Linked DNA regions of Homo sapiens: region 1 is linked to region 2. Evidence: chromatin contacts called from ENCODE Hi-C or POLR2A ChIA-PET data. All regions are on one chromosome and are shown on one strand. The core of a region is the stretch at or near the end of the contact, and the rest is flanking DNA. Distances in the headings are between cores, read along the strand shown.

What was found. A loop is a pair of places that touch in the nucleus more often than their neighbours do. ChIA-PET counts read pairs that join two places held with the same protein, here RNA polymerase II (POLR2A). Pooled maps may share reads with other maps.
Region 1: a map of PC-9 shows a loop between it and region 2 (26-fold over the local background). The contact joins the enhancer-like site here to the promoter of COTL1 in region 2. A Hi-C loop is called at or near these places in 1 of 168 maps with a recorded cell type or tissue (PC-9) and 2 of 50 pooled maps. POLR2A ChIA-PET finds 5 or more read pairs at or near these places in 3 of 52 experiments (PC-9 and WTC11).

The regions. Positions count from the first base shown.
Region 1 is chr16:84,353,050-84,358,473 of GRCh38, forward strand. No RefSeq gene overlaps it. Among named protein-coding and RNA genes, the nearest start is that of ATP2C2, 13 kb to the right of the region's middle. Within about 2 kb of position 3,747, at least 6 of the 41 ENCODE cell types and tissues checked have a DNase peak (open chromatin) inside an H3K27ac peak, as active enhancers do; they include PC-9, where a contact is called at or near this core.
Region 2 is chr16:84,616,638-84,622,408 of GRCh38, forward strand. COTL1 (coactosin like F-actin binding protein 1) reads right to left here and starts at 1,441. Exons shown (of 4, transcript NM_021149.5): 1 at 1,201-1,441; 2 at 864-946. The coding sequence starts at 1,277. RefSeq lists silencers at 1,270-1,319, 1,340-1,699.

The DNA of each region.
Region 1 (5,424 bases), core at 2,497-4,996, 260 kb before region 2:
CTTGAACCCAGCAGGCGTAGGTTGCAGTGAGCCAAGATCATGCCACTGCACTCCAGCCTGGGCGACACAGCAAGACTACATCTCAAAAAAAAAAAAAAAAAAAAAAAGTGATATCGTATGATGCTGGCCAGGTCCTGAGAAATAAATGGAATTGTATTTTTAAATGAAAACACATTTATGAAACACTTAAAACATTAACAAAATAAACAAACTAATGCAATAACTTCAGGAGGGTAGAATTTTCACAGGGGAAGTGGTTGTTTTTGGGCATCCCAGTTCAGCATTCGGGTTCAAGGTCGTAAGCAGCCTTAGGCTGGGAGTTTTCGCCTGACCTCATGTATTCTGGGCCCATTCAGTCCTTAGCAGCCCTGAGTGGGGGGCAGTATTCTCCTTCCATTCCAACTTGTGAGAAATGAGGCCGGGCGCGGTGGCTCATGCCTGTAATCCCAGCACTTTGGGAGGCCGAGGCGGGTAGATCACCTGAGGTCAGGAGTTCGAGACCTGCCTGGCCAACATAGTGAAACCCCGTTTCTACTAAAAATACAAAAAGTAGCTGGACATGGTGGTGGGCGCCTGTAATCCCAGCTACTCAGGAAGCTGGGGCACGAGAATTGCTTGAGCCCAGGAGGCGGAGGTTGCAGTGAGCCAAGATTGCGCCGCTGCACTCCAGCCTTGGCGACAAGAGCGAAACTGTCTCAAAAGAAAGAAAAGAAATGAGGCTCAGGGAGTGGCGCAATTTGTCAAGAACTCCCAGAAGTCACAGGTAAAGTAAGCATTGACCCAGAGTGAATTTAGTTTTCTAAATGTCCATGCCTACCCTCTGTTGAAAGGGTTCCCACCCTGTGTTCTCCCTGGCCTGACTTGGCCCCAAGGACCCATGGAGGGGCCTGAAGCTCCTGGGCTCTGGTGAGCAGCTCTCAGTGGCGGGACTCCCACATGGGCACCAAGGACCCCTTCCCCAGGCAGGACCCAGCAGTGCAACCATGGGCACTCACAACCCCCTTCAGTGTCTTTGTGGGGGTTGGAGAAGGGGGCCCCATCTTCTGCCATCAGCATATGCAAATCACAACCGTGTCAGTGGCGCTCCCTAGAGATCCACCAACCTGCCCAAACACACCTGGGCCCTGCTGGATTTATCCAGCACTTCCTTGGAGCCAGGCAATACTTGTGTAGCCTTCATGACCGCCTGTAAGGTACATGTAACTGACCCGTTTTAGAGATGAAAGAGGCCAAGGCTCTGAGGGTAAGATATATGGCTTAAGGTCCCAAAGCATAGAAGGGATCAAACTAGGGCCCTGGAGCTCAGCCCCACACTGAAGCTTTCCCATGGGAGGGTGTGACTCGAGGCCCTTGTCTGAGGACAGGCAGAGGGCCACCTCCAAAGGCGTTGCCTGCAGACCTGGGCCAGGAGCACGCTTGCTGCAATTCCCAGCCCTCATTTCAGCATCAATCAGGAACCCCGAATGTTGTGCAACCACTGCTGCTCTCCTAGGCAGCACGTCTCCAACCCCTTCTCCTGCCAGGACTCTGCTCAATCTTTAGCGCTGGCTCTGAATCACCTCTTTGGAAGCCTTCCTTGAGCCTCACCTACAGGTTGCCTTTGTGTCCCCACTGTGCCTGCACATGGTGTCATCATAACATGTGCCATGTGGTTTTGCTCCTCCTCTGGATTGAGAGCTCTTAGATGGTAGAGACCCTAAGTCATCTCTCTGCTTGACATCTAGCGTGGTGCAGGCAAACAGTAGGTACTCAGTCCATGACTTTTGAGTCAGTGAGTGATCAGAGGGATGAGGTTGAGTCTCCTTCCTAAGTAGGCTGAGAGCTTCCAGGGAGGGACCTGAGAGTCATAATTGCCCTCATCTGTCCTGATCCCCAGTCTTCCTCCATGCCTAGCAGTAGGGGCTGGTCAAAATAAGTTTGTGGTTGGGTGGGTGGATGGATGGGTGGGTGGAGGAGTGGAGGGGAGGGTGGATGGGTGAGTGGGTGGGTGGATGAATGGATGGATGGATGGATGGATGGATGGATGGATGGGTAGGTGGATGGATGAATGGATGGGTGGGTGGGTGGATGGATGGATGGATGGGTGGGTAGGTGGATGGATGAATGGATGGGTGAGTGGGTGGATGGATGGATGGGTGGATGGATGGGTGGATGGGTGGGTGGACGGGTGTGTGGATAGGTGGGTGGGTAGGTGGATGGATGAATGTATGGGTGGGTGGGTGGATGGATGAATGGGTGGATGGATGGGTGGATGGAAGGGTGGATGGATGGGTGGATGAATGGGTGGGTGGATGGGTGGATGAATGGGTGGATGGATGGGTGGATGGGTGGATGAATGAGTGGATGGATGAGTGGATGGGTGAGTGGGTGGATGGATGGATGGGTAGATGGATGGGTGGATGGGTGGGTGGATGCGTGGGTGGATGGATGGGTGGGTAGGTAGTTGGATGAATGGATGGGTGGGTGGGTGGGTGGATGGATGGATGGGTGGATGGATGGGGTGGGTAGGTGGATGGATGAATGGATGGATGGGTGGGTGCACAGGTGGGTGGGTGGGCGGGTGGTCTAGCTGGAGGCAGTGCAGCATGATAGGAGTGCAGGTTCTGGCATCTGACTCCTGGGCATCTGACTCTAGGAACACAGAACCTGGCTTTTCATCTTCTCTTAGCTGTGTGGCTGTGATCAACAGACTCAACCACCATGTGTCTCGGATCGTGTCTCAGGTCAGGTTCCACAGAAGCAGGTCCTGAGACAAAGACTCACATGCTGGTGATTTCCACCCAACCCGCCAAGAGAGTTTTACTCTGTCACCCAGGCTGGAGTACAGTGGCACAGTCACAGCTCACTGTAGCCTGGAATTCCCAGGCTCAGGCAATCCTCCTGTCTTAGCCCCCTGAGTAGCTGGGACCGCAGGAGCACACCACCACACCTGGCTTATTTTAAAATTATTTGTAGAGATGGGCTCTCCCTAGGCTGGTCTCGAACTCCTGGGCTCAAGCGATTCTCCTGCCTCGGCTTCCCAAAGTGCTGGGATTACAGGTGTGAGCCACCATCCCAGGCCACATGCCAGTGATTTATGAAGGAAGTGCCACAACAGAAACTGGCAAGGGAGTGTAGGAACACAGTGCGGATGGGTACAGTTTTAGGCCAAGTCCCAGGCCTGGCCTCACCCCATTGGGAGCTGTGAAGGGCGAGTTATGCCTCTGCCTTGTCCCACCAAAGGCTAGAACCTCCTGCCTCGCACTTGCCGGTTGCCTGGGGGTGAGAACGTTTCCAGGCACTTCTGGTCTTGCGTGTCCAGGCAAAGCAGCCCAGGAGCCCAGACCTGGCCTTCAAAAATCTGTAGGTGCTGGGGGTTATTGAGGAAGCCCCAACACTGAGGGAGGGGGGCACCACACGGGGAAAACGGGTCTGAGGGGATCTGGGTGGGTACCACATTGTTGGCTACAATTTCCCCTTCTGCAAAATGGTGAGCGCAAAATGCTGAGCGCAAGCAAATTGTTACAAGGATGAAGTGAGGGCAAAATCTGAGCACAGGGCCCGGGGGCAGGTCAGCGGTATCGCTGGCTCACACTGGGCTATTCTTATCCTCCCACAAGGTCCTCTGGCTCTCATTAAATATTTGTTGAATGAATTAACCAGCTTTCCTACTGGTTTAACTGGGTTCATGGGACCCGCCCCTGTACCGCCCAAACTGTTGATCAAAAGTCCCTTGGTGTCCAGGCTGGCTGGTAAAAATGACAGCCAGACCCAATGCAAAGAGCCAGCTGCGGCATCCAGTCCCATCACCATGGGAGCTCCCCAGGCTTCCCGGGGTGGGCGCCTGAATGTAGTCATTGTCCCTGGGTTTTGGCTCCCTTCAGGTTCACTGGGGCCAAGGCACTCTGCCGCCTCGGGCCAGGGCTCTCTTGTTCATTCAACACAGTAAACATTCCATTCAAGCCCCTACTATGTACCAGACACACTTCCAGGTGCTGGGAATAAAGCAGGAAAGATAACAGATCTCAGGGAGCTGGCAGTCCAGGGGGGGCACGGGCAAAAAGCAAACAGACCAAGTCAGTGGTAGAAGGGCTTTGGGGGAAAATAAAGCCGAGTAAGGAATGGAGAGAGACAGAGGTGTGTTTACCTTTGTATTTTCAAATAATTACAGATTTCCAGGATGTGGTCCAGGGTACTCTTCACTTGGCTTCTTCCCATGGTTACATCTTACATAACCACAGTGCCAAATCTAAGCCAGGAAACGTGTGCAGCTACAATGTGAGCACAGCAGTCCCTTGGTATCCACGGCGATTGGTTCCAGGACCCTGTCTCCCAGGACAGCAAAATCCCAGGGTGCTCAAGTCCCCCAGTCAGCCCTCCCAGTATCCGCAGGCTCCTCAGAAACCTCAGACGGAGGGAGGGCCACTGTGTGTGGTTTCTGAGTCATTTTTTCACTGTATAGATTCATGCAGCCACCCGTACAGCTAGGGAAGAGAACGATTCCATCACGCCTAGGTCCGCCTTGCACAACCTTTGTGGTGACATCCACACCACCCCTAACCCCAGCATCCACTCATGTGTTCTCCTTGTCTATAATCTTGTCATTTCAAGCATGGTATGAAGGAGAATCACACGGTATGTGACCTTTTGAGATCTGAATATATTCTTCACCGGATTCCCCAGGTCTGTGTGTTCTCTCTCCCCCTCCCTTTTCCTCTCCTCTTCCCTCTCCTTTACCCTGAAAATCTTCAGGGTGCATTTTCAGAAAAAAAACAGGGACATTCTCTTACATAACTAGAGTCCAGTGATCAAAATCAGGAAGTTCACACCAGACAATACAATTCTCTACAGACCTTATCCAAATTCACCAAATGTCCCACTGATGTCCTTTACAGCAAAAGAGAAAGACCTTTTTTCCCCCAATCCAGGATCTGACCCAAAACTGCAAGTTGCATTTGATTACCATCAGGGAGCTCTTTAGTCTCCTTTTTTATTTATTTATTTTTTGAAATGGAGTCTTGCTCTTGTTGCCCAGGCTGGAGTGCAATGGCACAATCTTGGCTCACCACAACCTCCACCTCCCAAGTTCAAGCGATTCTCCTGCCTCAGCCTCCCGAGTAGCTGGTATTACAGGCAGGCGCCACCACACCCGGCTAATTTTGTATTTTTAGTAGAGATGAGGTTTCTCCATGTTGGTCAGGCTGGTCTCGAACTCCCTACCTCAGATGATCCACCCGCCTCAAAGGGCTCCCAAAGTGCTGCGATTACAGGCATGAGCCACCGCGCCTGGCCTTATTTTATTTTATTTTTCGAGACGGAGTCTCACTCTGTCACCCAGGCTGGACTGCAGTGGCATGATCTTGGCTCACTGCAACCTCTGCCTCCCAGGTTTAAGCTATTCTCCTGCCTCAGCCTCCTGAATAGCTGGGATTACAGGCACCTGCC
Region 2 (5,771 bases), core at 191-2,690:
CGCATTCTCCAATCTCTTTAAAAGGTCCCATTACCAACATCACAGAGCCTCTGCCACTACCGAAGGGTTTATGGCGATGCCTGCCACGTGGTCTTTCTTTTCATGGTTCACAAGCCACAGGGAAGTGCCTAAGGCACACAAATCTTAAGTATACAGTCTGATGATTTTTCACGCGGGTACACACCTGCATAACCCCCTCCCAGATCAACAAATGTCTACAGAGACATTTTCAGCTCCCAGCAGTCCGGGTGGTGTGCCCCTCCCCATCAGTGGCTATCTAGCCCCAAAAGCTAATCTCGATTCTGACATTCACACCATAGATTAGTTTCGCCTTGTCTAGGATTTCTAAATGGAATCATATGGTGTGTACTCTTTTGCATCTGATTCTACTCGTCAAATTAAAAATCACATAAAATCAGCACACGGGCAGACAATGATAGCGGGAGAAAGGAGGGCGCGGCTGAGTTTCTTTCCCTTCCAAGCAGCCCCCTAGCCTGTTCGTATTTGGGCTCAGTGACTGATCAAAGGGGACAGTGGGAAGAGCTGGATGGACACTGGAGTTTGGAAACACAGGAGTTGACCTTAGAAAACCAGTGGACCGCAGGGGGCAAAAGAGCTGCCCCGCCTGGAGAAGGCATTGTAGGATGGCGGAGGCAGGTGGGTCACTTCTGTTGCTTCGGATGTCCAGAGGGGAGAAGGTTTTATGAGGCCTTAAAACGCTCACACCGGGTTCCTCCCACGCCATGCGCCAGGGGCACCCCATGTGGCCACCGGTTCCTCCCGGGTTCGCTCTGGCCGGGGCTCCCCGGGTGCAGACAACCTCCCAACGACCGCGCATCCGCCCGGCAGGCGCGCCTCCCTACCTGTGCACTGCTGGATGAAGTGCTGGTACTCCGCTCCCTGCTCGCCGGGGACGATGGTGGAGCCGTCATATTTAAAAGTCACCCTTTGGGTTGGGAGAAGAAAAAAACACACACACACATCAGCGCTGGTGGCCGCGCGACGCGGCGCTTGCAGAGGACAATCTAACAGACGCGCTGGCCACGGAGAAGCCCGCGGGGGCCTGGCACGCCGTCCCGGAATAAGGCGAGGAAGACAGCGCGGGAGGCCCGAATCCGTCCCGCCTGGAGGCCGGCTCGGTGCACGAGGCCCCGCGCGAGCCCGGGGAGCGGGGCGTGGAGACGAATGAAAAGTTCCTACCAGATGACGGCCGAGCCGTCGTCGCGCACCAGGTTGTACGCCGCCCGGCAAGCCTCTTTGTCGATCTTGGTGGCCATCGCCGCGGAGCCGCAGCGGGACACTGTCCGGGGCGGCCGAGCGCGCCCCTGGCCGGCGGCGGGGATGGGAGCGCGGCGGGTACGCGCCGAGGGCGCACGGGCTGGCGGCGGTGGCGACGGCTACGCGGCGCCTGCAAGCTGCGAGCGCGGCGGCGGCTTCCACTGCGGACGGAGAGCGCGCGGGGACCCCAGGCCGTGGCCCGCCCCGCCCCCCCGCGCCCATTGGCCGCCCAGGCGGCGGCCCGCCTCTTCATTGGCCGTCGGGCTGCGGGGGCGGAGCGTCTTGATTCTCTGGCGGCCAATCCCAGACCGGAAGGCTTGCGCAACTCCGCGGTGGGGGCTGGAGTAGGGGCTTTGCCTCCTCCCTCTCACTCTCCCTCCTCCCTCCCGCTCTCTTCTCCCCCAACATCCCTCTTCTCTCTCCTTCTCCTTCTCACTTCCCCTCCTCCCCTCCCGACCCCTCCCTGGAAACTCCCACTACCCCAACCCCCTTTCCCACCCCGCCTTCCTCCTCTCCCTCCTCCTTCCTCTTCTTCCCCCACTGCTTGCTTCCCCCACTTCCCTGACCTCTTCCCCCTCCCTTCCCTCCCCCTCTTTCTCCCTTCCCCCTTTATTCTTCTTCCTCTCTCCTCCTCCCTCTTCTTGCCTATCCCAGCCCAAAACTTCTCCATCCTCCCTATTTCCTTCTCCCCAAGCTCTCCTCTTTCCTCCTCCTTGACCCCCTCCCCTGCTGCCCCCGGCTTCGCCTCCCTCTTCTCCACTTACCCTCCTGGCATCTCCTCCCTCCCTGTCCCCTACTCCCTCCTCCTATTCCCCCTCTCCCCCTTCCTCATTCTCCCCACCCCCCTGCCCCTGAGGCTGCAGGGCTGCAGAGCTCCACAGGGGACCTCCACGTGGATGATGTAATGCGTCAAACCCAAGGAGACAGGCTGGCCACTGTCCCTACCCCAGCGTTTGGTTCCATGGATTCTAGGTGGGGAGGAACTGGAAAGAATGAAGCATTTTAAATAGGAGGGGGTAGAAAGTGGACTGCTTCCAAAACGCTGGTGGGCTCGCGTTTACTCTGGATTCTGGTCATTTGCATTCCTATCTTAACCTCTCCCTTTGGGCTCCTCTGAAAGCACGAGCTGACTCATTCTGTCTTCCTCATTCCTTCACTGACTCATTCATTCATTCCCTCATCCAGCCATTCCACAGAGACCAGTTACAGCGTCCAGGTAGGTAAAAAGGCAGGATCCTGAAGACTGGGCTCTTGAATTGCATCCAGTACTGCCACTTTCCAACTGGGGGCCATTGGAAAGCCTCAAAACCTCTTTTAAATGACTCCTCAAATGGGAAAAATAGTATAACTGACATCACTGCTTTGTTTTAAGTGTAATTGAAATGATACTTGGAACAAATATACTAGACATTCGATAAAATGTCATCATTGTTGGTTATTAAGTGATAAAAACAAATCCTAAATAGAAACCCAAAAGGTCAGGGACAATGTCCAATTAATGTTAGAATTCTCAACAAGCAAAAAAACAAAAACGAGAAATTGAATGAATCAATCAATCAGTCAATCAATGGGTAGTTGAATGGGTGGGTGGACAGGAACACAGTTTCAGAAGAGTAGAGGCAGATGCTGTTATAAATAAGACAAAAAGAAATTCACATTTCATACCCCACAAAGCCATTCCTACCTTACTCCTTGACAAGGGTAATGGGACAATTGGCCATTAGAAAGAAGAACAAAGGTGGATCCTTTGATCAGGGAAAATTCCAAAAGGATCAAAAATTTAAACACAAATAAAGGAAATCAGACCAGTCGCAGTGGATCACTCCTGTAATCCCAGCATTTTGGGAGGCTGAAGTGGGAGGATCTCATAAGCTCAGGAGTTCGAGACCAGCCTGGATAACAGGGGGAAAGCCCATCTCTACTAAAAATACAAAAATTAGCCAGGCGTGGTGGCAGACGACTGTAATCCCAGCTACTTGGGAGGCTGAGGCAGGAGAATCGCTTGAACCCGGGGCGGGGGGCAGAGGTTGCAGTGAGCTGAGATCGCACCATTGCACTCGAGCTTGAGCGATAAAGCGAGACTCTGTCTCAAAAAAAGGAAATCACAAAAGTGCCAGAAGAAAATATGGGGAGCTTCCTTCTAACCATAAACCATGTTACCCAAATCCAAATCCAAAAGCCATTGAAAAGATGAATACATTCAAACACATAAAAAGTGATCCAGGAAAAAAAAAAAAAAACATACCATACCACCTCATGCAAAGTGTAAACATAAAAAGACAAAGCAGTAAAAAGTGTTTGCAACTCAAGTAAAGAATTAGTCTTGCTAAAATATAGAGAAGTCAAACTTAAAAAAAAGAAAATGAAAAGAACAATGGGCACAGAATATGACCAGACAGATTAAATGATCTTAAACATGCAAAAAGATGCTCAACCTCAACTCCTAGTAAGAGAAATGCAAATTAAAGCAAAATTGAGATACCTTTAAAAAATAAATAAATAAACTAGCAGTTTGGTAAAAATAAAAAACTTTGACAAGCCTACTTTGCTGGGGAGGCTGTGGAAGACCCAGGTCCTCTTGTACATTGCTGGTGGGAGTGTGAATTGACACAACCCCCATGGAGCCGCCGTAGAGGCCAGTTGGCAATGTCTAGCAAATTTACAAGTCTGTGTGCCCTTGATCAATCCATTTACCCTATAGGGTCAGTGGTGCCCAGCCATGGCTGGACATGGGAATCACCAGGGTCCCCTGATCCCACACCCAGACATTCTGATATAATTGGTCTGAGATATGCCCTGGGTATGGAGATTTTTTTTTTTTTTTTTGAGAAGGAATCTCACTCTGTTGCCCAGGCTGGAGTGCAATGGCGTGATCTCGGCTTACTGCAACCTCTGCATCCCGAGTAGCTGGGGTTACAGGTGCGTACCACCACGCCTGGCTAATGTTTGTATTTTTAGTAGAGATGGGGTTGGCAGGCTGGTCTTGAACTCCTGACCTCGTGATCTGCCCGCCTCGGCCTCCCAAAGTGCTGAGATTACAGGCATGAGACACCGCACTCGGCATTTTTTTTTTTTTTTTTAAAGGCAGGGTCTTGCCTGCCTCAAAAAACTCTGTCACCCAGGCTGGAGTACAGTGGTGCAATCTCAGCACACTGCAGCCTTGACCTCCCAGGCTCAAGCGATCCTCCCACCTCAGCCACTCAAGTAGCTGAGACTACAGGCACGTGCCACCACGCCTGGCTAATTTTTGTATTTTTTTGTAGAGACAGGTTTTTGCCATGTTGCCCAGGCTGGTCTGGAACTCCTGAGCTCAAGTGATCTGCCCGCCTTGGCCTTCCAAAGTGCTGGGATTAGAGTTGTGTGCCACCCGTATGGGGATTTTTGTAAAGCCCCCTGAGTGATGCTTACGTTCGACTGGGGCTGAAAGTCACTGCTATAGATAATAGATACACTTGTATGTGTGCAAAATATATCCAGGGTTATTCATTGAGCTTTACTTTTAAGGCAGAAGGTGAGGGCTAACCTGAGTCCCCATCAGTGAGGGGCTAGATGAATAGGTAATAACGCTGGTGAACCATGCACGACTATGAAGCTGTAAAAGAAAGAAAGGATGAGGACCCTCTCTAGATGCTGGTATGGAACATTCTACAAGATAGATCATGAATACGCAAAGCTAGCTACTGAATAGTGTGTTCAGAACAACACTACCTTTTGGGTAAAATGGGGTGGGTGTTAATATTGTATTTGTTTTGTTTTTTTCAGAGGGAGTCTCGCTCTGTCACTCAGGCTGGAGTGCAGTGGCGCGATCTCGGCTCACTGCAATCTCTGCCTCGCGGGTTCAAGTGATTCTCCTGCTTCAGCCTCCTGAGTAACTGGGACTACAGTGCACGTCACCACGCCCGGCTAATTTTTGTATTTTTAATAGAGACAGGGTTTCACCACGTTGGTCAGGCTGGTGTCGAACTCCTCATCTCAGGTGATCCGCCCGCCTTGGCCTCTCAAAGTGCTGGGATTACAGGCGTGAGCCACCACGCCCAGCCTGCATTTGTTTATATTGGCATTGGCATTGAAACTTCTGGTAGAGAACACAAGAGAAAACTAACAGTACCTGTGGTGGAGGTGAAGCAGAAAGTCAGGCAAAAAGGGTTAGGGATTGGGGTAGGAGGGTGGTGGGTGTTACTACATACCTTCTTGTTTTAGTTTAGTTCTCGACCACGTGAATGTATTATCTGTTCAGAATGCTAAACTACCACCCAGAAACGTGGCTGCCATACTGAATTCAATCCTCAGTCTCCATGGTTCAGCGTTCCTGGAGGAATCCTATGAATGTGTAGGGAACTGGGAAGCCCCACTTCAGTCCTCCTTTCATTGCTGTTCTCTTTCTAGTCATTGTTGCGATCGCCCTCTACTGGACCGAAAGTGTAAGGGATTGGTTTGAAAGAGAACCCTGATTTTGAGCACCTTGCTGTCCATTTGCCCAGCTAAAGGAGAAA